Regions from separate parts of the Mus musculus genome. Here all the other regions are linked to region 1. A link is a loop called in an ENCODE intact Hi-C map of the cell type or tissue named here. Cell type or tissue: left cerebral cortex. All regions are shown on one strand. Links, peaks and the distances in the headings refer to the core of each region. The heading gives the core; the rest is flanking DNA.

Evidence for each region. A loop is a pair of places that touch in the nucleus more often than their neighbours do. Peaks named below come from ENCODE experiments on the same cell type or tissue, not always from the same donor. Only the 100,000 strongest peaks of a DNase experiment are listed, where the experiment ranks them.
Region 2: a loop joins it to region 1, with 2.5 times the contacts of the local background. A loop is called at or near these places in 7 of 42 quality-filtered maps.
Region 3: a loop joins it to region 1, with 3 times the contacts of the local background. A loop is called at or near these places in 7 of 42 quality-filtered maps.
Region 4: a loop joins it to region 1, with 2.0 times the contacts of the local background. A loop is called at or near these places in 16 of 42 quality-filtered maps.
Region 5: a loop joins it to region 1, with 2.3 times the contacts of the local background. A loop is called at or near these places in 7 of 42 quality-filtered maps.

What each region holds. Positions count from the first base shown.
Region 1 is chr5:9,039,224-9,045,368 of GRCm38, reverse strand. No RefSeq gene overlaps it. Among named protein-coding and RNA genes, the nearest start is that of Gm40264, 7.6 kb to the right of the region's middle. In left cerebral cortex, for the core only: no CTCF peak of the experiment used is centred there; DNase peaks (open chromatin) are centred at 2,193 and 2,446; H3K27ac peaks cover 200 bases.
Region 2 is chr5:8,864,756-8,870,900 of GRCm38, reverse strand. It overlaps Abcb1b (ATP-binding cassette, sub-family B (MDR/TAP), member 1B), which reads right to left. Exons shown (of 28, transcript NM_011075.2): 28 at 4,587-5,151. The coding sequence ends at 4,951. Among named protein-coding and RNA genes, the nearest start is that of Abcb4, 26 kb to the left of the region's middle. In left cerebral cortex, for the core only: a CTCF peak has its summit at 2,663 (motif pointing left); a DNase peak (open chromatin) is centred at 2,671.
Region 3 is chr5:8,486,121-8,492,265 of GRCm38, reverse strand. It overlaps Rundc3b (RUN domain containing 3B), which reads left to right. Exons shown (of 11, transcript NM_001347311.1): 11 at 1-1,930. Among named protein-coding and RNA genes, the nearest start is that of Slc25a40, 66 kb to the right of the region's middle. In left cerebral cortex, for the core only: a CTCF peak has its summit at 2,397 (motif pointing left); DNase peaks (open chromatin) are centred at 1,063 and 2,381.
Region 4 is chr5:8,938,520-8,944,664 of GRCm38, reverse strand. It overlaps Abcb4 (ATP-binding cassette, sub-family B (MDR/TAP), member 4), which reads right to left. Exons shown (of 28, transcript NM_008830.2): 19 at 6,009-6,086; 20 at 4,748-4,831; 21 at 3,551-3,754. It overlaps Gm31388 (a long non-coding RNA gene), which reads left to right. Exons shown (of 3, transcript XR_001784769.2): 1 at 1-2,133; 2 at 5,389-5,521. Among named protein-coding and RNA genes, the nearest start is that of Gm31388, 4.1 kb to the left of the region's middle. In left cerebral cortex, for the core only: a CTCF peak has its summit at 3,178 (motif pointing left); DNase peaks (open chromatin) are centred at 622 and 3,210.
Region 5 is chr5:8,871,640-8,877,784 of GRCm38, reverse strand. No RefSeq gene overlaps it. Among named protein-coding and RNA genes, the nearest start is that of Abcb4, 19 kb to the left of the region's middle. In left cerebral cortex, for the core only: no CTCF peak of the experiment used is centred there; no DNase peak of the experiment used is centred there.

The DNA.
Region 1 (6,145 bases), core at 466-5,465:
CCTCACTTTCTGCCTGGAGGGTATTGAGGCTCCAACCTAGGTCCTCTCACACATGCTAGGCAAACCCTCGACTGAAAAGTTCTAACCCAAGCCCTCCTCCTCTTTTGGAGACAGGGTCCCACTAAGTTGCCCAGAATGTCCTCCAACTCACTCTGCAGCCCAGGCAATCCTGGAGTTTGCAATCCTTTCACCTTGGCTCCCAAGTAGCTTGGAATACAGATCTGTACTACCAAGCCTTTTTGGGTCCAAATAATCTTTGAAGCACAACCAGAATTTCAGGTTCTGAGTCAGGCTCTTCAGCTGTTAATTAGCAGCGATCTAGATTGCCACTGCCTTAATTAGTACTGTGTGTTTTGCTGTACAGAATATCCTTTCTACTCGAACACCTGCCAGTAATTATCCACATCTCATTTCACAGGACCCCAAATGTAAACAAATGCATATGTTTCTCAATTCCACTGAACAACCAATTGGTGCTTCAAAGATTATTCCCTGGGAAGGGACCTCTCCCCACTCCCAGCTTAACTCAGTTGTCTGTAGTTCTTTGTGTAGGGTTGAGGTCTCTTGGGAAATTACCTTTAATGTTTACTGCTACAGTTTAGATGTAAAGTGTTTTTTTTTATGTATAAGTGTTTTAAAATATTAATTCTATAATTCAAACACTAATCTTGTTTCTGAAAACCAAGATGTTTCTGCTAACCAACTGGATCTCAGAAGCAAGTTGGCAGCTTTTTCCCACCCGAGATAACACTTGAAATGATCACATACAAACACAAATGTACACGAATATATACATAAATAAAGCCCGCAACATTACAGGAAAATACAGAATAGTTATGTTAGTAAAACGAAAGCTTTGGAGAAATTATGAAGAAGGAGTTGGAATGAGGGAACAGCAAGTTAATATTAAAACCATCTATTGATAGAGTTTGCTTCCTGTTGCTCTGATCAGCACCATAAGCAGAAGCAACTTGTAAAGCAAAGGGTGCCTGGGCAGGAACCTGGGGGTAGCAACATGTCTTGGTGGCTCCACCTCCATGACTTCATCAGCTTGCTTTCTTATAACACCCACGACCACTTGCCCAGGGGTGGGAATGCCCACAGTGGGCTGGGTCCCTTCCATTCAATTAGCAATTAAAAAAAAAAAAGCCCACTGACATGCCCATTGGCTAGTTCGATAGAGGCAGTTCCTCAATTGAGATTCCCAGATAGGTCTAGGCCTGCGTCATGTTGGTAAAACCTAACCAGCACACCTATAATTCAGTATGAAGGAGTTTAACTCTGAGGCCACAGGGGTCAGGCAGGATCCAGGAGCTATGCAGTTTCAACCAGGTTTCTTTGTGTAGGCACAGCTGACTCAGGGAAAGTAGGTGTTACTGTCCCAGGTTTGAGTCACCAGCCTAGGAGAACCGTGTACCCCTTTGTTTGCATCATGCACTGTACTGGAAGTTCACCTCCTGGTGTCACCTACCCAGGCTCTTCTAGGAAGGATCCCAGCATACCCACCAATCCCCCCACCCATAGAAAAGAAACACTGTGGCCTCTTGAGACATTGTTACCATTTTTCAGGGTAGACCACTGCACAGATGTCCCTGGAGACCTTGTCAAACTCGATTTGACTCAGCGGTTCTGACGCCTTGCCTGAGGCTTGTACCCAGCTCTGAGGCACCAATTCACTGACTCCTGCCGCATACTGTCGACAGCAAAGGCCTGGAGACTAGCATGTTTCAAAGCAGCTTAAAATTAAAAACAAGTATGCATAAATTTAAAAACTAGAAAAGATATAAACCCTTAACCCTCTCCACTGCTTTAGTACTATAATTTGATCAAATTGTGGGCAAATATTGGTAATTTCTTTGAACATCACCCCTTACCTTCCAGACTTCCCTTCCGAAGGCTCACCTGACAAAATGTTTCTAATTTGGTATTGGTTTTTCACTCTTAATACAACATTTGTAATTAGTTTCCAATTTGTTCTGGAGTTAGGCTGGGTCCTCCGGAAGTTTGTAACCTGTCAGAACACATCATTCCTCTTGTGTATTGAGTGAAGTAAAAAAAAAAAAAAGCAAGCCGCCATAGCCCTGTAGAACTCGTGCAAAGCAAATTGGACTTACTTGGCTCCCTGAGTAGAAACCCAAACAATAAGGCCCTATTCATCCACCCTGGACGCCACTGGAGAAACAAAACCAAGCAGGGGTGGGTGCTCTGGAAACTAGAGGACAGTTTCAAGTCCTAGCACAAGTGATTAATTAGAAAAGAAAGAAAGGGGGAAAAATAGGCAGTTTAGAAAAAATAAATAGTTTTTTTAGAAAAAATAGGATGGTTTCTGCTCAAATAAGCCTTTTAAGATGCATGTGGCAACAAGCACAGGCAGAGGAGCTTGTTTGAATTCCTGCCCTTCTTTGCACTGTTAACACTGGAGTAGCTGCACAGAGCAGCAGAAACTGCCTCTGGGTGTCCCTTTGTGTCCGCGGGCACAGCAGACGTGATGATGGAGCAGCAGATGTGACAATGGAGTGGAGGAGCCGGAGCTTGGGAGACAACCAAATGAGACGGGAATATGGGCACGTTACTCCATTTCCCATGCTATACAATAAAGAATGCCTTCTTCTACTAGGGCTATTATTGAGAGGATTATGAGAAAGAATATATATAAAAGATTCAGTCATATAGGGATGGCATAGCAATTCTTTGGTTTGGTCTTCACACTGTTGTACCCTGCTGGATATATTTCATTGCCCACTAGTCACCTATGGCAGTCTTGAGGACCATTGTATAGCTATTTCCTCTGACTTGAAACATTTTCTCTTGGAGGGAGGAGGGAAGGCATCTAAAAACCAGGAAGCAAATAAAGCTTTGAGGTTCTAGGAGTTCTGAAAGTTGTGCGACTCACAAGGCCCCACTCCAAGGGTAGCCGAGCAGTGAGTAGTTGGTATGGGAGAAGTGACTCAGCAGTAGAGCTCCCTGCAAGCTGGGCAAGGAGGTCTAGGGCTGCAGCTTTTGTGAGGTGTCACCCGTGCTGATGTGGACCTTTTGGTCATGCAACTGCCTTTGAGTCAGCCATGTCCATGTCAATAGTCCATCACACAACTTTATTCCCCAGCTAGACACCGCTGAAAGGGAACCTCTTGTCTAGAAGTGTGTATAAAGATGGCCTGCTGGGCACTGAGAGGTAGAGGGTACCTCAGTGATAATACAGCCATAATCAGATGTTTTGAAGACAATTGACAAAAGGCCTCAATCAGATTGGCCTGGGGTCAGATCCATGAGAGATTGTCTGAAGTGATGATTGCTGAGGGAGTTCTCTGTCCACTGTGGGTGGCACCATCCCCATGTAGATGGGCCTAGACTGTCTCTGAAACTGTTAGTAGCTGAATATGAACCTGAGAGCAAACCGGTGAGTGAGCAGTTTTCTTCCTGACTCCTGCCTCTGCTTGTGCTGCAGTTCCTGCCCTGACTTCCCTCAGCGGTGGGTCTATGACTTGGAAGTCCAAGCCAAATAAACCCTTCCCTCACCCCCACAAGTGACGTTTGCTCAGGGTTCGTCACAGTAACAGAGAACAAAGGAGAAGCCTGCTTTTTTATTTTTATTTTTTGAAACAGGTTGACATCACATATCTTCCTGATTGAAGGAACATAATTCACCAAGCTGTCAAAGCTAATTCTTATGAATTCTGCTTGATCCCTAGCCCTTGATGGCGGCTTGGGTAAGTAATGGTAGACATCTTTGCCCATTTTATTATGAACTGACTGACTTTTTAAAAGTTACTTGTTCTGGTTAATAACTAATAAAGAGATATCAAGTTATAACCACCCTTTGCATTTAGGCTCAGTATCGTTGCCACAGAAATAGCAACTCAGATTCACTAGTTTAGAAGATGTGGCCTTTCAAAGAGACAGTTAAGTTAACGTTGGTCTCAAAAAGAATGGCTTCAGAAGAAAACCAAAGTTGCAGGCACCTTGTCCTGGTCTTGCAGCCTTCAGATTGCTTTGTGGCTAATCATGGCTCTCTGTGATGTTTGTTACGGTGGATTTAGGGGCACTAATGTGTACAGTGGGGTTTGTATCTCAATTACTTGGAGGTAATTACAATATTTATAATGTCAAAGTACATATATATTCTTTCAGTGACCTTCCATGTAAGATTGTTTTCTCTCTCTCTCTCCTCTCTCTCCCTCTCTCTCTCTCCCTGTCTCTCTCTCCCTCTCTCTCCCTCTCTCTCCTCTCTCTCTCTCCCTCTTTCTCTCCTCTCTCTCTCTCTCTCCCTCTCTTTCTCCTCTCTCTCCCTCTCCTCTCTCTCCCTCTCTCTCTCTCCTCTCTCTCCCTCTCCCTCCCTCCCTCTCTCTCTCTCTCTCTCTCTCTCTCTCTCTCTCTCTCAGCAAGAGATTAGGAGAATGGTCACTATTGCTCTTGTATTTCAAAAAGCTCCCCCCTGGACTTTGGACATCTGAACTCGGGCATGGCAGTGTGCATTGGAACTAACTAAGTCTAAGTAAATTTGGATTTTGTAGAATAATTTGCCATAAGTAAATAGAGTGAATGAGACATCAACTGAGGTGGGGAGGAATTCTCATGTGACCTAAGCCAAGCCAAGCATACCTCTGTGGATTTCCAAGGCGAGAGCTGTAAGGACAAGAATAGCACATTACTTTCAAACCATGATAGAAGGAAGAATGCACGGGTGCTGTATTTTAAGAAGGCAGAAAGACAAGAACCATCAGAAATCTCTATAAGGGATACAACTTAACCTCAGGCACACGTGCACTCCACGTGTGTGAAAGGTTTGATGTTTCCGTGGGGACTGAACTGTCAGGTGGAATGCAACAAGCTCACCCATGGATAAGAACCAGGTTAGAATGCACAGATGCAAATGCTGAAAAAGTCGGGGATGGAGATGGCTCTGCCACTGTGGTGACACTCAGTTATGCAGCCTCAGCCATATTAAAGTCAGGCACAGACAGATGCTAAAGGGACAGCATCAGGAAAGCCTTTCAGAAGGTCACTTCAGGAACGACAACCAAACTGACAGCTGTGAGCTCTAGTGTGCCCATGGAAACAGTCATCACCAGCCTTATTAAACTCTGAAGAACAAAGTGCTAGGAAAACCAGGGCAGCGACACGAGCCTCCCTTGCTCAGGGATAAGTTTGAGCACAGCAGCCCACATTCCCACTGTGGGGTCTTTGTTCCGGGTTCAGAGAGAGCAGAGCTGGCCCTTCTCACTAGTCTCTCTGTGACTTGCCTGAGGGCTGCCGTAAGGACGGAGTCAATGTGTTCTCTTCTCTCTCTCTTCCGAGGCTAGGAAAAGGCTTTGCTCAGAACATCAGATGGTAGAAAACCTGTAGCAGCCTAGGGCAAGGTTGTGCTTGAAGCCACAGCAGACCACTTCTGGGTTGGGAAGCAAAGTCAAGGAGAGAATTGCTTTGGAAAGTGGTGCATTCAGGAAGTGAATTCGGAGGAGGAATGACAGGGTATGTCTTCACTCTCAGCATTTGGGAGGTGGAGGCAGGAGAATCAGTGGCTGGAGTTCCAGGCCAGCCTTGGCTACGTGAAACTCTGTCTCCTCCCCTTTCTCCTCCTCCTCATCACGAAGGAACAACAAAAAAGCAAATTAGTTTCTTTGTATTCTGAGGACTTGAGAAAGGCACACACATGGTCAGGACAAGATTCATGTTAGGCGCAGAATTCAAAGCTTCACTTCAACAACTTCCCAAGACTCAGCCCAGTGAGTACTACATGAATATTTCAACACTTGGCTCAGTGTGGAAGATGAATACCAGTACAGAGCCCATTGAGAAAACCTAGCACAGGATCTCCCACTATCCTTCTCTTCTGTCTCCTCTTCCTTCCCTCCCTTCCTTTCTAGGCAAGCAAAGAAAATTTTGTCCTCCACTCTACACAAAGAACTTCAGGCAACTAAGGAATACTGAGACTGAAAGAAATAGTCTTCTACAGGGAAGAGCATATCAGTTGGTTATGCAAGACCTGATAGCCAGTTCTGAAGCATACGTAATGAGTAGCATTATACAGACTGAACAAGTTCCACATCTGCGTGTGTGTGTGTGTGTGTGAGTGTGTGTGTGAGTGTATGTGTGAGTGTGTGTGTGTGTGTGTGAGTGTGTGTGTGTGGGAGTGTGTGTGTGTGAG
Region 2 (6,145 bases), core at 553-5,552, 170 kb after region 1:
CTTCGGTTTATAAGTTTTGGGTTGTTGTGTGCCTTTCCCTATTGGAAATTGGTTGAATAATTTTAAAATATGTTTTTCATTCCATAGAGCATTGTGAGGTCTCTCTCCACACATACTTTCTATGGTTTCCTTTGTTGATTTCCAGTTGTGTTTCATTGTGGTCAGAAAAGATTACTGTTCTTATTTCATTAAAGTATATTGAGATTTTTTTTTTTTTGCTGCATGATATAAAAAATACCCTGGAAAATGTTCCACATGCTGATGAATTTTATTCTGCAGCTGTTTGAGGGGCAGTTCCGTGAGCACCTTGCAGATTCTTCTGGTCTAGAGGACAGCTAACTCCAAAGTTTCTTGGCCATTTTTTCTTTTTGGTTTGATTTGATGTGGCCAGTAAAATAGGGTGTTGAAGCCTATTTTATTATTATTATTTATTAGATCTCCTCTGTCTTTATAAATCTAACAATGTTTGCCTTATATTGTTGCACTAGGTGAACATAATTTTAAGTTGTCAAATCTCATCAGTTGGCCCCTAGAGTGTTGCCTGGTGAGCCTCCTTGTCCCTTGTGGTTCTGTCATTATGTCTGGTTTGTACAAATGTGCCTAGCCCTGGGTGCTCTTGGTGATTATGTGTATAGATAGATGTCTTGGTACAACCTTTCATTTTCAGCCTCTATTTTTTTACATTTATTCATTTTACACATGAAGTAACTTTCTTGTATGGAACACTTCTTTTTTTTTCTTTGTTGAGCTGGTTTGTGTCTTTTACTTCTAGCAATTTAATTCATTACATTCACAGTTTCGAATGACATAAAAAATTTACTCCTATGCCGGGGCCTAGCAACACAGAAGTGGATGCTCACAGTCAGCTATTGGATGGATCACAGGGCTCCCAATGGAGGAGCTAGAGAAAGTACCCAAGGAGCTAAAGGGATCTGCAACCCTATAGGTGGAACAACATTATGAACTAACCAGTACCCTGGAGCTCTTGACTCTAGCTGCATATGTATCAAAAGATGGCCTAGTCGGCCATCACTGCAAAGAGAGGCCCATTGGACACGCAAACTTTATATGCCCCAGTACAGGGTAATGCCAGGGCCAAAAAAAAATGGGAATGAGTGGGTAGGGAAGTGGGGGGGAGGGTATGGGGGACTTTTGGGATAGCATTGGAAATGTAATTGAGGAAAATATGTAATAAAAAAATGGAAAAAAAAAGATATGATGGGCAATACAGACCATCATGGAAATAAAAGTAAAAAAAAAAAAAATTCTATAATGTGTAAGATAGTCCCTTAGGTGATGTGGGGAATAAAAAGGTAACGTAAGACAATTCTGCACTCATGTAGCATGCACTTTAATGGATAAAATATAGAAACAAACGACCGATGTGCAGCAGAGGTTTAGAAAAGTGAAACAAGAGAGCCAAGGCAGGGGTCTTTGAAAAATCCCTTGAAAAGCAGAGATTGTCCCCGAATAAAACTGAAGTAGGAGGACGAGATAGAAACACAGGACATCTGGGGTCTGCAGAGGGGTGAAGAGCTCACATTGCTCTGGCAGAGTCCCTGGGTTCGATTCCCAGCACTCACTTCAGAAGGCTGGCCTCCTCCTGGAATGCCATATTCAGGGGATTCAACCCCTTCCATGGGCACTGCACTGCATCCACACTCACAGACAGACACACACTCATCATGTCACTAAACATAGAAGTAAGCTTTGAAAAAAAATACAGGACAAGCCCTGCTTTAATTTTATTTTCAAGTAAACAATAAATATTTTAGTGTGAATAAAAAAAAATTTACTCCTGTTTAGTAAATTCTGTGGGCTGTGTAATATATGAGACAATAAAAAAGTACTTGTCATTTTGTTGATTTAAATATATATATTATGAAGCTGTGTTCCCAAATATATATATTTCCTCTCTCTTCCTCTCTCACTGAGACAGGATCCCACTATGTAGCCCCTGGTGGTCAGGACCTCATGATCCTCTGGCCTCAGTCTTTTGAGAGCTAGAGTTTTAGACTTATGCTATCTTCCCTGGTGTAAGTAGCTTTCAGGCATTCTTCCTGGTGTATCTTGTAAGGCACTACTGGAGGTGATGGACTGTCTACATTGGCTTGTCTTAGGTTTTTATTTTTATTCAATATCCTCTTGGCTTACAATGATTCTGCTAAGAATCTGCTGCTAATCTAATACACTAGGTGACAGCTGACAGTTGACTAATAAACCGTGGGCTGCACTGCTTCATGTCACGTCTACTTGGGGTCCTCTCGTGCTCCTGGATGTGTAGCCAAGAGGAGAGAGTTTCAGTTACTGTTGTATCTGGCTGTCCTCCTTTCTTTCCCCTTTAGGTTCTGTAAAAGGCAGGAATGCACTCCTTAGAAAGAGTGGGCTCAGCAGAACAGCAATGGCTTTGATCCTCTCAGACTCACACCTCCCCCCTTCACCCTACCCCTTCCTTTGTCTCTCTCAGGGCAGACAAACTTCCAGGAGAGGATGTGCTTTTCTTAGAAGCCCATTTTACCCAGAATTCAATCTGTTATAAATCGACATATAAGATTTATAGGGATTTAAGCATTCCTAAAGTTGAAAAGAATTCACTGGGGTTAGAGGTGTTAGTCTGAGCATGCTCCCCTGATGGGGAAATCCTGAAGCTGGCCAGCACTGCCACCTACTGCTCTTTGTCTTGTTTTGTCAACTGTCCCCAAGTATCCCTTAATCTTGTTCTGGGAGTCCTGAGCTGTTGGTGGCCACCACTTATGTTTCATGTCCTGTTTGGGAGCTTGTTGGTGCTAATGTGACTAACCTGGAGAAATCACAATGTAGACTCCTGGAAGCTTTCTGAGCTGGGCTTCAGACCTGTCCCTTCTGACCTTGAGGACTTTGCTAGGCACTCTCTTCCCTGATGTGGGGTCTCAGCTGGAGAACAGGGGCCACACTGTGGGCGTGCTTTCTCCTACTCCCTGAGCTTCCATCCTAGGGCTCTGGGTTGTGCAGGTTCCTGGCTCTCCCTTACTGCCACCTTCATTCTGACCAGTACCACTGTCCCCCAAACACAGCTATTCATTTGCTGCTCGGCTTCTCTGTGGAGATGAGGCGAGTTCTCGGTACTCATTTGGCTATCTGGCCTGGTGTCCAGTTTAGTTTTGTAAAAGATTACACACTATTCCAGTTGGTGATCGCAAAGAAAATATAATGCTTTTTATCTAATTTTAAAGAAGTCTGTTATGTTAAGATGAACAGATTTTGCTTCTTTAAGGCAAGGTCTTATTGTATCCTGGACTGACATGACACTTGCTTTGCAGCCTGGATGGCCTCAAACTCAAGATCCTCCTGCCTCAGCTCCTGGAGTCCTAGAATTACAGGTATGTACAGCAATGCTCAACTTTAAACTATTAAGCTAACATTAAAGCTGTACAATTTTTAATATTATAGCTAATGCTTCAACAGCATCCTTTTATGTCTCTCAACTAAATTTCAAGAGTTGGAATATATGCCATATTGAAGCATATACTTACTTAAAATACGTATGTTGTTAATATTTAAGCAAAAACTATTACAGTAAAGATACCCTCTATGAATTGGGATGTTACTAAGCAAGTCAGCCTTTGTTTTGTTCTGTTTTGTTTTGCTTTGTTTTGTTTTGTTTTTCATGACAGGGTTTCTCTGTGTAGCTCTGGCTATCCCAGGACTTGCTCTGTAAACCAGACTTAACTTACACATTTTTTTTTGCTATTGGAATTGTGCACATTTTTTGGTCATGCATTTCTTGTTGGGAACAACTTGATCATATCATTTGCTCGTAGGCTTCTTTCCATGAGCATGTTATGTACTGCAGATACCGCTTACCCGAATAAATGTGACCCAGGAGCTTGTGCTCGCACCTCACATGTACCGGGTCACACAAGCTCGTACCTCACATGTACCAGGTCACACAAGCTCGTACCTCACATGTACCAGGTCACACAAGCTCGTACCTCACATGTACCGGGTCACACCAGCTCGTACCTCACATGTACCGGGTCACACAAGCTCGTACCTCACATGTACCGGGTCACACAAGCTCGTACCTCACATGTACGGTCAGGGTTAAGCTTTTTGAGATGCTCTCTTGTTTGTATCTCCCTGGATTGAAAATAATGACATATTTTAAACATCTCTAGTCAGGAAGGTCAGCTTTGGAAGAGGCCAATTACTAGAAACAATGTTATCACAGAGTAATTAAACTTAAAAGGTTATAAAAGTATTGGAATTGTTGGAGAGCTCTTTCGTAGAGCAATAAAATGTGAGGTGCAATTAATTGTGCAATGTATACTTCCTAACCGTACCACATTCCACTTCCCACAGTCTGTGCGCAGGGTTTGAGAGCAGCCAGTAAGGCGATGGAAAGCTCAGTGGACAAGTCTGAGAGGCAGCTAGGGAGGTGGCTTTGTGAGGCTCCAGGTGAAAAGGCATCCCGGGTGGAAATTACTTAAATTACTTAACCATCCCACAAAGAATAGAGAGGCTCTTAAAATCCACTTTTCTGAAGGCTGAAATTTACATCACCCTATTTGGAAGAGTAGATAAATTCATATACATAACAGATGGCTCCAATTATATGAAAATTTAATTTTTATAGGCAATTTAAGAAATAGTGCTTTTTACAATCTTTATAATCATTTAAGAAAGTAGGGTAGAAATTAAAAACTGAAACAAAATTATACATTTTATTTTAAAAAACTATATGTTCTCTTATGAATCACGTAATGCAATTAAAAACATGGCCCTGTTTAACTATGGCTTGTTTGTTTGTTTGTTTGTTTGTTTCCGATTTTGGTTCATTTAATTACAAAGTCTCGGAAGGCTTCTCATCTTGATGGAGTTACCTTTAACAGCCCTTGCCTTTTAACTTTGGTTTGGTGCCATGTTTAAACACCAATATTAAAAATACTTAGCACCTCAGATAGTCACAGCTCATGAGCGCTTTGCTCCAGCCTGGACCATTGAGAAGTAGATGCCCTTCTGCGCCAGCAGCTGCTGGTGGGTGCCGTGCTCCTTGACTTTGCCGTTCTCAATCACCACGATCAAGTCCGCGTTCTGGATGGTGGACAGGCGGTGAGCGATCACAATGCAGGTGCGGCCTTCCCTGGCTTTGTCCAGCGCTTCCTGGACAACCTGTTTCACAATTGCACCAAAGAATTAATGATAAAAACAGGCCTCTTCCTATAATTCCCCCTCCATAACCAGACCTGGGATTTATCTACTATGTCCTCTTCAATTGTGTTGTTAAAACTACACAAATTCTATCTCATGGAAGCCAGAATGCCTGATGCCAAGAGAACAGAGGGCAGCACATGCTGGCCCTGGGGAGGAGAAAGAGCCCTCGGGCAGCTGGCGGGAATGAGAACTGAACATCAACTATGGAAATCAGTGTGGAAGATCCTCCAAACAAAGACAGAATCATAATCGGCTGTACCTGTGCCTGGGTATGTAACTAGACTCCAAGCCACAATACCATGGATATCAGCATATCTGAGCATATACATTATCTGTCACAGCTACCATATAAAAACAGGCTAGATGCCCCTGAACAGATGAATGAATAAAGATAGTGTGGAACACATACACAATGATGCTTTATTTTGCCATAGGGAGAAGTAAATGGTGCCATTTGAAGGAAAGTGGAGTTGGAGAGACCATGTTAAAAGAGATGAACCAGACCCAGGGAGACCAATGCCGCGTGGATTCCCGTATGCAGAATTTCCATTTAAAGGGATATATGATATAAACATAGAAGGGAGACTCGGTGGTACTTGTAAGGGTTCACAGGGAGAAGAGGAGAAGAGCAGAGGACACGGAGGTGTAAGAAAGACAAAATACTGTGTTTTCTTTCTAGGCGTAACAGTAACTGCATGCTTTACATTAATAACACATATATTTTTAGTGCGAAAATAGAAAGGGAGCCATTCTGTGGGATGATGGATGGAGAAAGGAAATCAGGAAGTAAATATGAGGAAAATAAATGATAAAAACATAAAGTATAACAAAGTCAATTATTTTGTACAATAAAAAATTAACAAACTGTAAAAAACAAAACAAAAAACTGAACTACAACATGAACTTTAGAGACTAAGGAGTTTACCACATTAGAAAAAAAAAAAAAAGAATG
Region 3 (6,145 bases), core at 480-5,479, 550 kb after region 1:
TTTTAAAATATTACATTTGTCACTGAGGATGTTTAAAGTTGATTAGGCTTTAAAAATCTTTCAAAGAGTGTCTGAATTCATTATAAATTGTACATAGTTGTTATTCAGCTGAATTTTTATATTTGTTTAAATGCGTCTTGGTGTCCAGAGACCAGGTCCAGGTTTTACTCCAGAGACTTAAGCTTAGCAGTTTCTTTCGCTCCTTTATTTGGTGGTTAAATTTGCACAAAAGGCAACTAATTCCATGAAGTACTTCCTGCACTCTGATGTCTGTGTACCATGCTGTAAGGGGAAGTCTCCAGCCACAACTACACAGTGGCTCGTTAAGCTTTCCTTTTACCAGTTGGTACCAACTTTTAGCATTTCATAAAGTTTGTAGAATTGTGCCTTTTTAGGCGGTTGCTGACTTAATTTGTCAGGTATGGAGGAAAAGCATCTTTTCCCAGGTATGCCTAAGACATTGGAAACATTTCAAACTTCAGAACTAATGTTGGCAAGGGGTTACTAACCTCAGAAGTTTCCAGTTTAATGAATGACTTGATAATGATTTTTAAAGAGCTGCAGAGTAACCAGGATGTCTGACTGTGGATATACATTGGAGCTACAATGCTATTTTCCCTGTGTGCAACAATGACTTACATACTGGGTGTTTCATAGCCATTACCACTATGCCATGATTTCTCATTTTTCAAATTGATCTTAGTGTTTAAAAAAAAACAAAACTATACTTCTGTAGGAAAACAGGTTTTTTAAAAAGAGCTGTGTTTCAATTTTTTTTTTTACAATTTTTAAAACAGCTACATGTGTCCCTAAAAATTCCACCCTATTGAAAATAAACACGTATGAAGTGTGTATTCTATAGTGAGTCCTAGGAGGAAAACAAGTGTGCCAAAGACATTTCCTATACTGTTTCATGAAGGGGCCACAGTGCTCACTCTTGTCTGTTGATTTTTATATTTAAACTTAGCAGCTGTGACAAGTAGGAAGTGCATCCCTCCTAAAGCTTCCTGGGGAGTGCTGAACTCACAGGTTCACTCCTTCTATCCAAAGTGTAGGGGTGGGAGGTTCTGGGAAGTGCTTGGAGCGCAGTCTCATGGTGTGGAATCAATCAATAGTAACATGACCAGTGTCACATGTGAGGCAGTGCAGACACTAATCTCTGGGGCAAAGGAGGCCTGCAAGCTCATGACAGACATTGCATCGGGTGACTCAGAACAAACTGAGCAATTTCTTCCTGAGGCTGATGCATTAAAACAGAGCACCTCCATCTTCTCTGATCTGTGTGCACCATATTAAGTGTACAGTGGCCAAAGCCACGTTTAAGTAGTGTCAGGAATAGCAAATAAAGACAGCAGGCCTGCAGCAGGCTGCATGAGGACTTAGATGGTCATGAGAACATTGGGAATTTAGGCTGGCCGTGGGCGCACCTCTACTTTCCTAAGAAAGTCAAAGTGTTTACTGCTTTATCACCACGGCCTGCTCTCACCTGTCATTTATGATTTTTCAGATATAAAACCTTGGTAAGATCTTTTCATACATTTTTATAAAGTAGAAGGGAATACAAGATTCCCCAGTTGGTACACTTTTTCAGATCTGTCCGATAGAAGCACTAGTTTGTGACATATCCCTGCTGCGAACTGCGGACTGAGACATGACACCTGAGGATCATGGCTTTCCCTCCATTATTGGAGCTCTTGATATAAAGTTCATCTGCTACTGTGGAACCCAAGTTTCTGCAGTTGGTTTCGAGCTACAGGCAGTTTGTAACGCTTGCATGAGTGAACAGTGTCTCAGTCTTTAATTTTCAGTGGTACTGTTTATTTTTCAGAACTCCACAAAGAATGCTGGCTATGTCTATCTTTCCATCTGTATTTTGTTGCCTCGATGTACTATATTTGTTGCATGTATATTAAAGATTTTTTTAACCATACAGTACTGGTCTTTTTCCTTGACAAATATAGTTACCTGGTTCAAGTGTTTACTGAACTTCCATTTCAGCACATAGAATAAATATTGAGGACTAATTAAATCCAACACACTAATGGATATGATTGGAGAAAACCCTTCTGTTGAGATTGAATATTATACATACTTTTAAAATATTCCTTATATAGCACATGACATTTTGAGAGTTACTGACTACATATAGGACAATGGTCCCAAGTAACTGAGAGAAGTTGAAAAATTCCTATCCCTTAGTGACATCACAACTCTCTAATATAAAACTGACAGAAATTCTGATATATTCTGAATTTCTTATAATTCAAGAACCAAAGAGTAGAGGGAAAGATAAAGTCCAGTCAACTCGTAGTTTACAGGCAAAACCCGGACACGGTTATAGTCATGGCCTGGAAATATGTTAACATGTTGCCATCATGTGGCCATATGATGTAATTAAAATTTGTAGTAAAGAATATAAGGCACTGAGTATAAAACAGATGTCTCCTATATTCCTTTATTCATTTTTTTGAACCTCTCCAGGAGCACCAGGACTGATGTATAACGGACTTGGGGATTCTTTCCAAAGAGTCCTTCTCATCACAGTATGTATCAGTCTACATATCTATATACATGATATGTAGCGAACAGTGTATTTCCTGGCTTCCCCCACTGTGTGTTGTAACATAGATACAGGCACGGCAGAGAGTAGCTGATTTTTTTTTTTTTTATTAAACTCAGCCTAAACTGTGTATAAGCCCTTTTCCTGTTAACAAGGCAGTGGCCCTCAGAGTCTGGTGACATGTTTCAGCAATCTGGCAAAGTGTTCTATCTGCAGTAAGAATTGCAAATCAAATTATGTTTTCACATTCAATTTGCAAGTGTTTTCTGCAGATTTTTTTGATTTATGTTCATTAAGGAGACTGGACTATAGTTTCCTTTTTTATTATGTCTTCATGCAGTTTTGGTATCAGGTTGATTATGGTTTCATAAAATGAGTTTAGTAGTGCTCTTTGTTCTTTCTGACAAGATAAAGGCAACCAGAGACAATAAAACATTTAAATATATTAGATCTACCCCAAATGAAAAAATTCTTATTGTGGAAGCTGTATTCTGTAGCCATGAACCCCACAGTACACCCTTTTGTTCTTATTGTGGAAGCTATATTGTGTAGCTGAGTATCCCACAGTACACCCTTTTGTTCTTATTGTGGAAGCTGTATTGTGTAGCTGTGTACCCCACAGTACACCCTTTTGTTCTTATTGTGGAAGCTGTATTGTGTAGCTGTATACCCCACAGTACACCCTTTTGTTCTTATTGTGGAAGCTGTATTGTGTAGCTGTGTATCCCACAGTACACCCTTTTGTTCTTATTGTGGAAGCTGTATTGTGCAGCTGTGTATCCCACAGTACACCCTTTTGTCTCAGCAGCTTTACTTGCAAATGCTTTCTGCAGTGCATCTATTGGTCTGGTTCCAGAACTCTGGCTTCTGTTATACTATCAATACTGGAGCCTCCCTGGGACTCCTCTGGGATATCCTGTCACTGCCCTGTGTCATGGAGATCCTGTAGTTTTGGATTGCAGGACTGGCCCTTTCGCACTCTTCGACAGTTCATAGATGGGGTAGATGTTGGGGAGGGTCAATGTTAAAGTCCTGGATTTGGGCCTGGCTTGTAGCTGAGCTGGTCAGTACACCAGCTCCCCCATACTGAAACCACCATGGGAGAGCTCTCTGGCAGAACACTGACTAGCCCACCCAATGCTGCAGCCAGCAAGAGGCAGAGCCAGCTCTTCTACTCTCATGCCCTCGTGCCGATTCATCCCAACCCAGCAGGGCCAGCTCTGCTGTCCAGTTGAGGTGTGGGCTGCTCTCCCAAGTACTACACCCAGCAAGGGGCTGTGCCAACTCTCTTGTTCTCATGCTTTGGGACTGGCTTACATGTGACCCCTTGCAACCAAGGACAGCTCTACTGTGCTGACCAGGAGGGCCTGCTGAGTACTGCTCGGAGACAGCTCTCCTGCTCTCATGACCTTGGGGGCCAGCTCTCCCATCTTCCATAGGTGGTGAGGTGGGGGAGGGCATCTCTCCCTTGCCACAGCACCACACATTAGACAAGTGGCCAGGCCAGCTCTCCCACACTTACACCCCAGGACCAGCTCACTCACAACCCCCCAGCAACCAGGGCCAGCTTTGCTCTGCTCCCTGGGTGAGATGTGGGGCCCCTTCTCCTGAGTACTGCAGTTGGAGACTATGGACATCCGCCTGGCCTTTGGTGGGAATAGACCCCTGCTGTTGCAGGTCCATGAACTTAGACATGGCCCTGGCTGGCAGCATGGGCCAGGACCCCACCATAACCCCAGGTGGCATCACCAGCCACCCTCATCAGGCTGTTCTTCACACTCTCAGCAGTTCTACCTCCCTTCACTGTACAAACATCCCTCTCCCTCTCTGTCTCTCCACCACTACTTGCTCATCATCATAATGATGCCTGGGGCCTCTGTGTTTCTGGTGTCATCTCAGGAGTGTTATGTCCCACCCATTCACTGGACATGGATTGCCTAAGGCATGGACTACCCAGCCAGGCCTGCATGACACTGGCTGGGGGGTCTTCTCTGGTGTGGTCTGTCTGACTGGGTAGCATGGTACCTGACTGGCTCAACTTGCTTTTTATAGGTGTTCTGCATCTTGGTGTCCAGAGACAGGGTCCAGATTTTATTCCTGAGTCTTAGGCCTAGTGTTTTCTTTCACTGCGTTATTCAGTGCTTAAAGTTTCACAAAAGACAACTAACTAATGTCATTAAGTATTTTCTAAGTTCTGATGTCTTTGTAGTGTATTTGTACAAGACAAAGCTGAATTTGCCTGCTTTTTTTTTAATCCAGATGTTTTTATTACTGCATCAGCTCTATTAATTCTTATCTGTTTATCTCATTTGGATTAATTTTTGTAGGTCATATACATCTAAACATTCATCCATTTATTTTAGATCTTTCCAATTTAACAGAATATATTTTTAAGATCACTCCTAGTAATTCTTTTGAATTTCATTTGTATCTATCATAATGGCTCTCTTTTTCTCTAGTTTTATTATTCTGGGTCTGAAAATACTTTGGCAAATTTAGTCTTACTTAATTGATCAAATGACCTTGTAATTTTTATAATTTTTCATTTCTATTTCATCTATTTCTGCCCTGTTTTAATTATTTCTTTCAAACTGATTTTGAGTTTGGTCTTTCTGGTTTTTCCAGGTCCCTCAGGTTTGTCATTAAGATTTTGTTGTTGTGTTTTTATTTTCTTTTATTTCTGTAAATTGCTGATCTCTTTTTTTGATCTCTGCATTGACTGACCAATCTATCATTCAGTGGTGTTGTTCAGTCTCCCTGAGTTTGTGACTATTCTGTAGTTCCTCTTGCTATTAATCTGCAGTTCTAGTCAATTGTGGTCAGATAAAATACAGGAGCTTTTCCAGTTTCCCTCTATTTGTTAAGAGTGTGTACTCTGTCCTAATATATTATCTATTTTAGATAAAGTTGCGTGGGCTACTGAAAAAAATATGAACTCTTGAGTGTTCAAGTAGAATATTAAATAGATGTCTCTTAAATCTATGATATATGATCTCATTTAATTTATATGTTCTGTTTACCTTTTGCCTGCATGATCTATCAATTAATTAGAATGGGCTATCACAATCTCCCACCATTATGCTGCTGACTATACCATTGCTGGTGTCTTGTTTTATGACATCAGAGGCACCCACACTTGCTATGTAGATGTTTAGAATTGTAATGTCTTCTTGGTGGATTGTTCACTTAGTCATTACAAAGTGGCCTTCTTTATCTCTTCCAACTAGTTTTGGTTTCAAGTCTATTTTATCAGATATGAAAACTCCTTTATTCCTAGATCTATTTGCCTGGAATCCATTCTCTACTCTGTCCTCTAAAGTATTATCTGCTTTATCTGTCTTTTATGATCAAGTAAGGTTCATGAACACACACAAGGATGAGGCCTGTATTTTAATACACTAGTTTAGACTGTGTCTTTTCAGTGGGTGAATTGAGACCATTAATTTGTTTGTTTGTTTTAAGATAAGGTTTTTCTGTGTATCCCTGCCTATTCTGGAACTTGCTCTGTTGACCAAGCTGGTCTCGAACTCAGAGATCCACCTGCCTCTGCCTTTTAAGTGCTGGGATTAAAGGCGTGCGCCACCA
Region 4 (6,145 bases), core at 587-5,586, 100 kb after region 1:
CTGTGTGTCTAAGAGACAGAGGCATGGACTAAGAGACAGAGGCATATGTACAGAGAGACTCAGAGACAATACAGCCTGTGTGTCTAAGAGACAGAGGCATGGACTAAGAGACAGAGGCATATGTACAGAGAGACTCAGAGACAATACAGCCTGTGGGTCTAAGAGGCAGTGAGCTTATTATTGTCTTCTCTTGAAATACATTCTTTTTGTCAAACCACTTTAACCCAAGCCAGTCAGAAGTTTTGCTGTTTTGTTTTTAATTCTTATAGCCAAACCACCCTTAGTGTATTGACTGTGATTAGCTATTGAGTTTAAATCACATCAACACTAGGGTTATCAGATGTTAAATTTTGTGTTTTCGTTTCATCAGCTTCAACACTTGTAGCCTTCAGTTGTAAGTAGGTGAAAGATATTTTTTACATTAGGCTAAAAAACTCTATCTTTAAAATAGTAATAATAATCTAACAGATAGTAGAAGCAGCCAAAATGTTGCCACATTGAAGGGCACAGTTTCCTTTAGCCTGAGGACAACCCTGTAGGGTAGTATTACTCCTGTTTTTACAGAATGAGGAAGTAAGGTGCAGAGGGGGTTCCCCACTAGCCTAAAGACTCAGAATTAACTCGGAGCATGAGGACTGCCAGGCAACCTGATGCCAAGTCTGCTCTTAGCCAGTTGCACTGACTGCTCTGTCTATTTTGAGATTTTGCACATGGAGAAACCAGTTACAAACAAGTTTACCATTAACCCTTGATTTTCTGGCCATGGACTAACTTTGTGGTCTAGTTCTGACAGGCGCCTGAGCTCAGTAAACGGGATCTACTCAAGATGGTCATGATATAAATTTGTTATTTGGATCACAAAGGATGGCCTGATGGAACTAATTAGTAGGCTGTGCATATATTAGTGTTATATTTAGAGGATTGTATTACATGTATAATATGATTTATAACTATAATCTTATTTTGCCATCTTCCTCCTACTACCTAGCACCAATTGCTCATATTAAAAAGTCCTCCTTGAAACATTGAAATGAGACTATCCCAATTCCTGATATACTTTATTCACTAATAAAAAATTGTACCCAAGTAAAATACCGTATCTTTTTGAGCAAGTAGTGGAGAGGAGCTCACCCAGGTCTCTGCTCCCTTCTCTGAGTCCAGTTTCACTATGCTGCTCCACAGGGTAGAACTAATGTGTACCCCACTAGTCTTAAACTAGCATGGATACTCCCTCATCTGCCTTCCAAGGACCTTCAAAGGATTATAAGCTACCTACCACACAAGAAACTAACCCTGATTCTACCCATGAACCAACAGTTGGTTTAGAAAACAAAATTGAACCATGATTGGATTGTTGGGGATTAAAATATTTGTACTATCTCACAAACCTAACATTAGGTTGCATCGTAAGCCGTTCAGCCACCGATCCCCACGATGGCAGCTTTAGGAAGTTTATGAAGGAACCTGGACAGCATCAGGAATAGCACCTCATTTCACCAAGACCAAAAAGGCCACTAGAACTAAGAGATTTCTCTCCAGCATCAAATGGTATGAGCAGAAGGACAGGATTGAGAACTGAACATTTTTGTATGTTTAAAACACTCCTCAATTCTTACAACTATACTTCTGTCAAATTTTGATAATTCTCATTGCTACCAAAATATAACTCTCTCAGTAGAGCCATGGTCACTATGTTGGGTCAATTCAAGATATTTTTTTTTTGTGTGTAATTTGCTGAATGAAAATTTATCTTCATTATGATCATGTTCTCTTGAGGAATGAAGAAGGACTACTACAAGATGGTGGAAGACAGAACTTTTTTTTTTAAGGGGGATTTGTTTGTTTGCCTGTTTGGTTGGTTTTGTTGTTGATGCTGTTGTTTTTTAGTCTGTGGCATACAGTGTGAAGAAAATGGTATCCTTCGGTACCTAAAAACAGTACATAAGAAACAGCTCAGCACCTGGGAACAAGAATGAAGTCCAGGACCCACAACACACAGGTTTCCAGAGAACTCTGATTCCAGGGCAAGGCCATGCCTGCAGAAGTGACAAGTGTCTGGGGGACACTGACCCCATGGAATGGCAGCCATGACCACTGATGGGAGGAAGTGGCAGATCTCAGTGAACAGAATTGGTTAAGTGGAAACATGTATCACTGCAATCCTAGTCTCCGTTATGTTTTTGTTTATTTTATGATAGTGTATTGCTATGTAACCCAGAATGGCTTTGAAGGAACGGCAATCCTCATGCCTCTAACTCTTGAGTAATGGGTGTATAAGCATGTGCCATAGATAGGTAGACAGTCACTCAGTACCAAAGCCTGTCTCTTCATAAAGTAGAGACCCTGTCTTTCCCACTATACATAGTTATGAAAGTGTTTGCAGTGATGCTTGTGAGAGAATTTTAAGACTGGTGCTGTAGAAACTATCAGTTTATACTAACCATGTGCTTTACTTCCTAAGTTTTCATTAAAGGATGATGTATGCTTTACCATCTGAATGTGTGTGCCTTGCAGATCACATGTTTATATGTAGATTTAGACATAGATGCGTAATGAGAGACTAGGATTGTGCTTTGGCTTGGACTTACTTCCTGTCCACATGTCTACATTTGCAAAAGTGAAGGGTCTGGTTCAGCAGGTCAGAGACTGCCATATCCAGGGATCCACCTCATAATCAGCATTCAAACGCTGACACCATTGCATACACTAGCAAGATTTTGCTGAAAGGACCCAGATATAGCTGTCTCTTGTGAGACTATGCCGGGGCCTAGCAAACACAGAAGTGGATGCTCACAGTCAGCTAATGGATGGATCACAAGGCTCCCAATGGAGGAGCTAGAGAAAGTAGCCAAGGAGCTAAAAGGATCTGCAACCCTATAGGTGGAACAACATTATGAACTAACCAGTACCCCGGAGCTCTTGACTCTAGCTGCATATGTAGCAAAAGATGGCCTAGTCAGCCATCACTGGAAAGAGAGGCCCATTGGACACGCAAACTTTATATGCCCCAGTACAGGGGAACGCCAGGGCCAAAAAGGGGGAGTGGGTGGGTAGGGGAGTGGGGGTGGGTGGGTATGGGGGACTTTGGTATAGCATTGGAAATGTAAATGAGCTAAATACCTAATAAAAAATGGAAAAAAAAAAAAAGAACTACAAAATAGGGAATTACTGCCACCTGGTGGGGCTAACTTTAACAATAAAAAAATTCATATCAGGATGGGGGACAGGTACAAGGAATCTTCTTGTAGATAATTCATTTCTATACTCTGCCTTACACTTGTAAAAACAGAGACATTTATTGTATCAATGATGCCAGGATATGATGTCAAGATGAAATACATTCAGGCAGTTTGAAAGAGATTTATAACAAGTTCTGTCTGGAAGCTAGAAATGTCACAAGAACTATCCCAGTCTCAGTTCCAGGCATTATCAATACTGTAGAACATTTCTGCACAGCCCATATATTATCAGCTGTAGTGTGTAACATGACAAAGCAAGCCAGGTGTGTGTACAAGCAGCCCTTCTGTTAGCTGATGCCCACTTAGCTCACCTTTCCAGCAGCTTCCATTTCCTTTTTATCTCTCTTGGCATTGCCAGCCAACATTTTCATTTCAACAATTCCTGCTACAGCAATGAATGGAACAACCGATAACAGCAGAAGTGTCAGTTGCCAACCGTAAATAAATGATATAATAATACCGGTTCCAAGGTTGGCTGTGTTCTGTGCAATTAAAGCCAACCTGGTTCCCGTGGCCTGCAAGAGAAACAGAATAAGGCAGCTGAGTCACTCCTAAAGCCATGTGTTCCAGGCTTAGGGCCCTACTCAGAATGTGAAGAGCTTCACCTGCTCAATGAACCCACAGCTTGTGCCTAACCCACAAGGCTGGACAGGCTCTGTTCTCATCCTTCCAGCCCATGGAGTCACCTACTGTACAGATAAGCTGTGAGGACATGAACCTTTCAAAAGGGGAGTCTAACCACAACCCCAATAATTTAAATAACCACTTGTTTCAATTGTTCAGACAGAAATTTACACTCTCCTTGAAACCAAGTTACCAAGTATTCACTTCCTACAAGACTGTCAACCACCAAACGCTACAGTTGAATTAGTTGTTGTGCAGTTCAAAAAATCAGGACCATTGTCATAGACATTGCTGTCAACTCTCTGGTGTGTCTCTTCCCTTCTCTTCTCCTGTGAGATCAGTGAACCACACAGGGTGGGGACCTAAGCTGGCCAGAGAACAGCCTTCTCTTGAGATAGCTATTGGCTCAGGCTTGAGTGTGATTTATGAGCTGTTACAACAAGAGTTATGGAAAGGGCTTTCATTTGATGGATGAGGTACAGATTTGTGTCCTTTTCAGAGGAGAAATGAAGAAGCTTTTAGTTCTAGTTGCTAACTAGGAGATGAGCCCCACAGAGCCAACATGGAGGAGGCAATGCACCAGACAGACAGAAGGAACCTGGGCCTCTGATGCCTGTACCGAGCCAGCTCATTAGTCTACTTGAAGTCTAAACTTCCCATTGCGGTTCAAGTCCGCTTCAGCTGGATGGGATGTTCCTGGTTTTCCAATTAAAAATATCTTTGCAAAACTGTTTTTAGGGCCTTGTGCACTCCAGGCAAGCTCTCCACCACTGAGCTATCCACTCTGCCCCCACCCCCAACCCCAGCTGAAAGCATCTCAGTAGATGGAGCAATGCCATGCTTCCTTTCTTAAGGAAAAGACTAGCAGAGCGCAGTCTTCTTACTCCTTGGACTTGCGCAGCATCTGTGGCGAGTCTTGTAGAAAGTGCTCCAGTACTGTTTTTATGATCATCAAACCAGCTCATGTCCTGTGGGATAAAACACACCTTTAAATTAACGCACAGTTAAAACCAACAAAAACAAAGCACTCTCGAAGTACTTCAGTGAAGAGAGATATCTAAACTGACTGTGGGTATTGGAATTCAGGGGAGACCTTCTATACAGAGTGGGGGTCCAGACACAACCCTGAGCACCCGACTGCAGACACACAAGGCCACATGTCCTAACTATTCCCCATAAGAGAAAGGGGTCCTAGTCAGAGGGAAGGAATGGGTTCATCTGCCAAGTCCACCCAAGGCTGGGCTCCGGTGGGTGCACTATCTACCAAATTGTCACAGATAGCCCTTGTTACAACTTGTACTGTGGACACCTCTACTCCCTAGGATGCCATTCTCACTAAGAGACAAGTCTTTTTTTTTTTTTTAATAAACTGTAAACAAGGGAATTAAATGTTGAATTCTTGCTATGCTTTTATTTTGTCTGCATAAGGATTTTTAAAGTGTGTCTTCTTGGTTTGATACTAATTATAAGTATTTATTGGCAGTATTTTTTACTTGCATTTAAAGTTATTTCTCCCACATAGCAGGAGTTTGGAAGGTCTCCCAAAGAATTCATCAATTCAGACATGCTCAAACTGCGATGCCTGCCGTGTGCCCAGTGTGAACAGGGACAATGCCAATTCAAGTCTACTGGCTCTCTTCATGATCTGTTCTTTAAAGGTGGGACACATGTTTTCACTTTCCCATACAACCTACCCCAGAATAGGAACTTACATAATATGTACAATTTCAATAAATGAACTGGTGAATAAAAGTGAAAACAGGCACAAGGCAAAACATAAGTCAATTTCTAGCTTTTGGGAAAACCTAGTTGGAAGGTCGACTGTGACAGATAAACATGGACACTATCAACCATCTTCTCCAAAGACTGGCCATTGTCTGCAGAATCCAAAGATCAGACACAAATACTGTAAATGACTGTACACATGGAGACAGATAGTTGCAGAATAAGCCAAAGAGCTCTTGAAATGTCTGCTCCCAGGAAAACCTTGAGAAGTCATGGGCTATTTCAGAACCCCAGTAACTTGTAGGGCCCTAGTCGTTCTTTGCGTGGAAGTCTTGGAGGGGAAATATGAGCATTGGCTTGCCAACAGCAGCAGGCAGAGTCCTAAATCTAAACACTAGGTATCATCTGCAATGCACTCACCTGCCTTAGCATCGCTTTAAAGGCCATGGACCGGAGCCTTGTGGTGAGGATCTCTCCAGCTTTCCCAAACGTGAAGCCCTAGGGGAGACAAAAAGTCTCAGGACCCCTTTGCTTCTCATTAGTGTCCTGACACAACT
Region 5 (6,145 bases), core at 871-5,870, 170 kb after region 1:
TCCTTTCAGTATTCTTACAGAGGAAATCTTTAAAGTTTGCTTTTCTGGTCTGTGATATCAGTCAGCCTGACGATCTGAGTTCAGTGCCCAGAACTCACAAGGTGGAAGGAGAGAACTTACACTGACAGTTATCCTCTGATCTCTACATGTGTGCTTTGGCATGTGTGCAACACACACACACACCCATGCACACACACACACACACACACACACACACACAATTATTTTTAGATTCAAAGTTAAGGTTTGCTTTCTTAATTTTACTGAGCATCTCCACCATTTGGCCTGTCTCTCCAGGCTGTGACTCTGTTCAGAAGTCTGGGCTCCCTGACACTAAATGTTTTAGCCTAATGTGGTTGAATATTGCAGATACTGGGATTTTTCAGACACGCAGGAAGTATCATCCACAGCTTGGTTGAAACTGGTACTTTCTCAAAACAACATGGAAAAATCCATGGGTGAGTTCTGCCTGAGTCATCTGTTTAAACTATAAAGAGTGGAAGTAATGGGTCATTGCCCGTGCTGACCAAGATTTTTTCCCAGTCATGCTTACATTGAACCTGTGCCTAACAAAAATGTGATCCAACCCCCAGACATCAGGGGTTGTCTCTACAATTCATGTAATATATATATTATAAGGACATTTCTGAAGCTAGTACACATTGCAGTCTAATCATATTCCCCCTAAACCCCCACTTGTCCCCCTCCCCCACTCCTCTCAGACTCTCCCTTCCTCTAAACAGGATGTTTTGCATATCACATAGGTAAGGAGTTACAATGAGTTCTTCCAGGAATGCAAATATTTTCATACTCAAACTCTGAACAAGGATGCCACCACTGTAAAGTGGCCTAAATATAGCAATAGAATAGTCCTAAGACAGACAATTGTTATTCTTTTCCAAGCTCCCAACTAAAGAGGAGGAGGAGGAGTTGTGTTCCCTCCAACTTCCTTGTCCCCCTCCTCCCCTGCCCACCCCTCCACTGTCATCTGACAAATATGACCTTAGTTCTCCATGAAGCTTTCTTGTTTATTACCTGTTTAGTATGCTATGATTTTTTTATAAGTAGTTTTAGATTTATAAAGCAAAATTGAATTCAAAGCACAAAGCTTTCCTATAAACTCTCTTGAAAGTTGTCTTCTGATCTCCACACTGGTGCTGTGGCATGCTTACCTCCCACGAGAAAATTAATAACAATAAATGATAATAATATACAAATTTTTAAAACTTCCCCACCAGAAAGGAATATTTGTTACAACTGGTGAACAGATATGGATGCACCCTAACCATCTTAAGTCTATATTTTACATTACGTTTTCAGTAAGGATTTTTTTTGGCTTAAGTTTTATTGCATTTTTTATTAGGTATTTTTTTCATGTACATTTCCAATGCTATCCCAAAAGTCCCCCACACACTCCCCCACCCACTCCCCTACCCACCCACTCCCACTTCTTGGCCCTGGCGTTCCCCTATACTGAGGCATATAAAGTTGACACAACCAATGGGCCTCTCTTTCCACTGATGGCTGACTAGGCCACCTTCTGATACATATGCAGCTAGAGACACAAGCTCCGGGGGGTACTGGTTAGTTCATATTCTTGATCCACCTATAGGGTTGCAGATCCCCCCAGCTCCCTGGGTACTTTCTCTAGCTCCTCCATTGGGGACCCTGTGATCCATCCAATAGCTAACTGTGAGCATCCACTTATATGTTTGCTAGGCCCCGGCATAGTCTCACAAGAGACAGCTATATCAGGGTCCTTTCAGCAAAATCTTGCTAGTGTATGCAATGGTGTCAGCGTTTGGAGGCTGATTATGGGATGGATCCCCGAATATGGCAGTCTCTAGATGGTCCATCCTTTTGTCTCAGCTCCAATCTTTGTCTCTGTAACTCCTTCCATGGGTGTTTTGTTCCCAGTTCTAAGAAGGGGCAAAGTGTCCACACTTTGGTCTTCATTCTTCTTGAGTTTCATGAGTTTCACAAATTGTATCTTATATCTTGGGTATTCTAAGTATCTGGGCTAATATCCACTTATCAGTGAGTACATATCATGTGAGTTCTTTTGTGATTGGGTTACCTCACTCAGGATGATGCCCTCCAGGTCCATCCATTTGGCTAGGAATTTCATAAATTCATTCTTTTTAATAGCTGAGTAGTACTCCATTGTGTAAATGTACCACATTTTCTTTATCCATTCCTCTGTTGAGGGACATCTGGGTTCTTTCCAGCTTCTGGCTATTATAAATAAGGCTGCTATGAACATAGTGGAGCATGTGTCCTTCTTACCGTGTGGGGCATCTTCTGGATATATGACCAGGAGAGTATTGTGGGATCCTCCGGTAGTACTATGTCCAATTTTCTGAGGAACCGCCAGACTGATTTCCAGAGTGGTTGTACAAGCCTGCAATCCCACCAACAATGGAGGAGTGTTCCTCTTTCTCCACATCCACGCCAGCATCTGCTGTCACGTGAATTTTTGATCTTAGCCATTCTGACTGGTGTGAGATGGAATCTCAGGGTTGTTTTGATTTGCATTTCCCTGATGATTAGTGATGCTGAACATTTTTTCAGATGCTTCTCAGCCATTCCGTATTCCTCAGGTGAGAATTCTTTGTTAAGCTCTGCACCCCATTTTTTAATGAGGTTATTTGATTTTTTGGAGTCCACCTTCTTGAGTTCTTTATATATATTGGATATTAGTCCCCTATCTGATTTAGGGTAGGTAAAGATCCTTTCCCAATCTGTTGGTGGCCTTTTTGTCTTATTGACAGTGTCTTTTGCCTTACAGAAGCTTTGCAATTTTATGAGGTCCCATTTATCGATTCTTGATCTTACAGCACAAGCCATTGCTGTTCTATTCAGGAATTTTTCCCCTGTACCCATATCTTCGAGGCTTTTCCCTACTTTCTTCTCTATAAGTTTCAGTGTCTCTGGTTTTATGTGGAGTTCCTTAATCCACTTAGATTTGACTTTAGTACAAGGAGATAGGAATGGATCAATTCGGATTTTTCTACATGATAACCGCCAGTTGTGCCAGCACCATTTGTTGAAAATGCTGCCTTTATTGCATTATGATGAGAAAAGATACATACTTTCAATTTATCTGAATTTGTTAACATTTAAAAACATGTCTTGAGTAAATAAACTTACATCACATTCTTTTTTCCCTTTTGTACCCCAACTCCTCCCAGAGACACCCCCTTCAAAACCTACAATACCTTTCATTTTTATCATATTCTTTACAATTTATAAAATATTTTAACAATAAAGATGAGTATTTTAAAAGTTGTTTGATATAAAACAACAATCAATTGAACAGTCTTATGTAGATGCTTGTCTACAGCAGTACTGAAAATACATATGTTTTTCTCAATATAAATTTTAAATAACTCCAATTATATTAACAGTATATTTCAAAATAATATATCACTATTAGTTTTTTTAATGAACATAAATAGATAGTCTTTTTGTTTGTTTGTTTGTTTTGTTTTTAGTAGAGCTTGGTTACCTGGGAAGCTTCACAACCCTCCAAGCACGCCCAGATGTGATGTCTCTTCTCGGCATTCTCCTTCTCCCCACAGGCTTGCATCATGACACCAACGCACCACTATGTCTTGAGATGAGAGCTCCTTCTCTTTTAGGGTGCGCCCAACTTGCACTCTAGAAGGCAGCTAAAATAATTGCTAAGTCAATCAATACCAAATAATATCTTGCTTTCATCCAAGACAACAGTATTTATGAAGATCAAGAAAACTGTGGACTAAAAGGCAGTTGACGTTTATTTTTGCTGTGTTCTATGTAATGGATCATCACCCTAAGTGCTTTTATTGTATTTAGTACCTAAGCAATTCAGTAAAGCAACTGGTGAAAGAAATCATTATTATTATCATTATTATTATAAATAGGGCCCTTGAGAAATAAGTAACTTGTCTACAAGCCAAAAATCTGATGTTCTAAACAGAAACTTGGGCTTCTCTGACTGTAGAGCCTAGGTCTCCTCTGCCACCAAGCAGCAATCAATGAGAGGGAAATATTGAAATCTGGCTGCTCACAGAGAAAGAGGAAAGCTCTCAGGTTTCAACTCAAAGGTCACTTGTGCTCCACACTGGCTCTTTTGAAAGAGTCTGGGCAAAAACATTTCATCATTTATCTTTGTCCCTGAGCAGAGGTTTCTCTTTGCTATCCTAATTTCTCCAAGGACAGAGAGAGGTCTTTCACCTTAGTGTTTGACATTCCAAGTGGGACATAGTAATGCCACTGTGGAAGTGTCCCAAGACAATCATTTGGCTAATTGCCTTTTCTCCTCCCAGAAAAGCATGCCATTTTGTTTCATTCAACAAATATTTGTACCGAGGACTTTTGGTGTGTACAGCATTGGTCGAACTATCAGGCACAATGCATGACATCCACCTGCCAGGATCCTATAGTCTTTTGATGACCAGGAACATTGAGTTATATGGCACGCAGAACCTTATTGATTCTGGTTACTCAATGGCTTGAAATGCTTAGTGTTTCTGATCACTTGTCATTCTACAGACTGACTGGGCTCAGTTCTTGTCTCAGAAACCTGTGGGCAGACACCAACTGAGGCTGCAGCTTCCTGAGTACGTGACAGGCCTGTCCACGTGGCTGGCATGTGATGCTGGCTGAGTACCAAGGACTTTGTAGGATCAAGTCACATAGCCACTTCACAGGACTTTGGTTTCTTCCCATAGGAAGGGGCTCTGGTTTGGAGAGCAGGGATCATCATCACAGTTTGGGATCTTGCCTTCAGTTGAAAATAACTCTAGTTGCCATATTGTCGCAGGGTGAAGATGGTCCCTGTTCATGTGTCAGGGCATCTCATGCCATATACCTTGCTCAGCACACTCTAGCCATGGTTCAAGGTCTTGATCTTCAAATGCTCCTTCAAGTGCTCCTCACATTCTCCTTCTTCGTTCTTTCCATTCCCACCCCTTCTAACTTGTTTTTGAGGAGCCGTCTTTCTGTGTCTCTGTGTCTTTCTGTCTCTGTTTACCTGTCGGCCTGCCTGTCTCTGTGTGTCTGTGTGTCTGTCTGTCTGTGTGTGTCTCTGTGTGTGTTGTCTGTCTGTCTGTCTCCCCCCTCCCCCACTCTCTCCTGTGTGTGTTGTCTGTCTGTCTGTCTGTCTCCCCTTCCCCCTCTCCTGTTTGTGTGTGTGTGTGTGTGTGTGTGTGTGTGTGTGTGTGTGTGTGTAGGAAGAATTTTAATGCTTTAGGTAAGAATACTGTTGCTCTGTCTTGCATTAATTTCCAGAAAACCTGACACAAGGTCAGAGAGAAAGAGGACCAGAGTTTGGTACTTACTGCCCCTTGCTGTCTGTCCAGGGTTGCCAAGCTCAGCAGCACAGTGCTGTAAAGTGATCCTCCCTTTCAAAGGTCTGCAAACCTGGAGCACCAGGGTTCTGAGCTGAGTAAGCAAAACTGGATTTGTCATAAAAGGACTTGTTATGGGATCTGAAGACAAATGGCTGTGTTGTATATCAGAACAGGTTGAAGCACAACTTGGCTGGAATTCCGAAGCTGATTGATGCTGGTGAGTCAAATAGAGGGCCATCATTGTTCATAGCTGTGCACCACTGGATAATTTTTGAGATGGAACAAGAGAAATCAAGCCCAGGCTAGAAAAAGAATATGCTCACTAGATGGTACACACTGTAGCCACCTGTATTTAGTGAGTATCCTGAGGACCTATATCAGTCAGGGTTCTTTAGACAAACAAAACTTATAGACTGAATCCGAATATGTATACAGAAAAATGGGTTTATTGGAGTGGCTTACAGGCCATGGTCTAGCTAGTCCAACACTGGCTTTCTCCCAATAGAAAGTCCAAGAATCCAGTAGTTGTTCAGTCAACAAGGCTGGATGTCTCAGCTGGTGTTCACTATACTCTGGAGTCCTGAAGAAGCAACCCCTAATATCAGTGAAGCAAGAGCAAGGGCAAGCAGGCAAAGAGCAGAAGGTTTTTTCCTTCCTTGTCTTCTTATATAGGCTACCATGAGATGTGGCCCAGATTTAGAGAATGTCTTCCCACTTTGAGTTTTCCAAATTTAAGGTAAGCCTTTCTACCTCATGATCCAATTAGCTAAAAATCTCCTATAAGTGTGCCTAGTGACTTGACTTTTTAG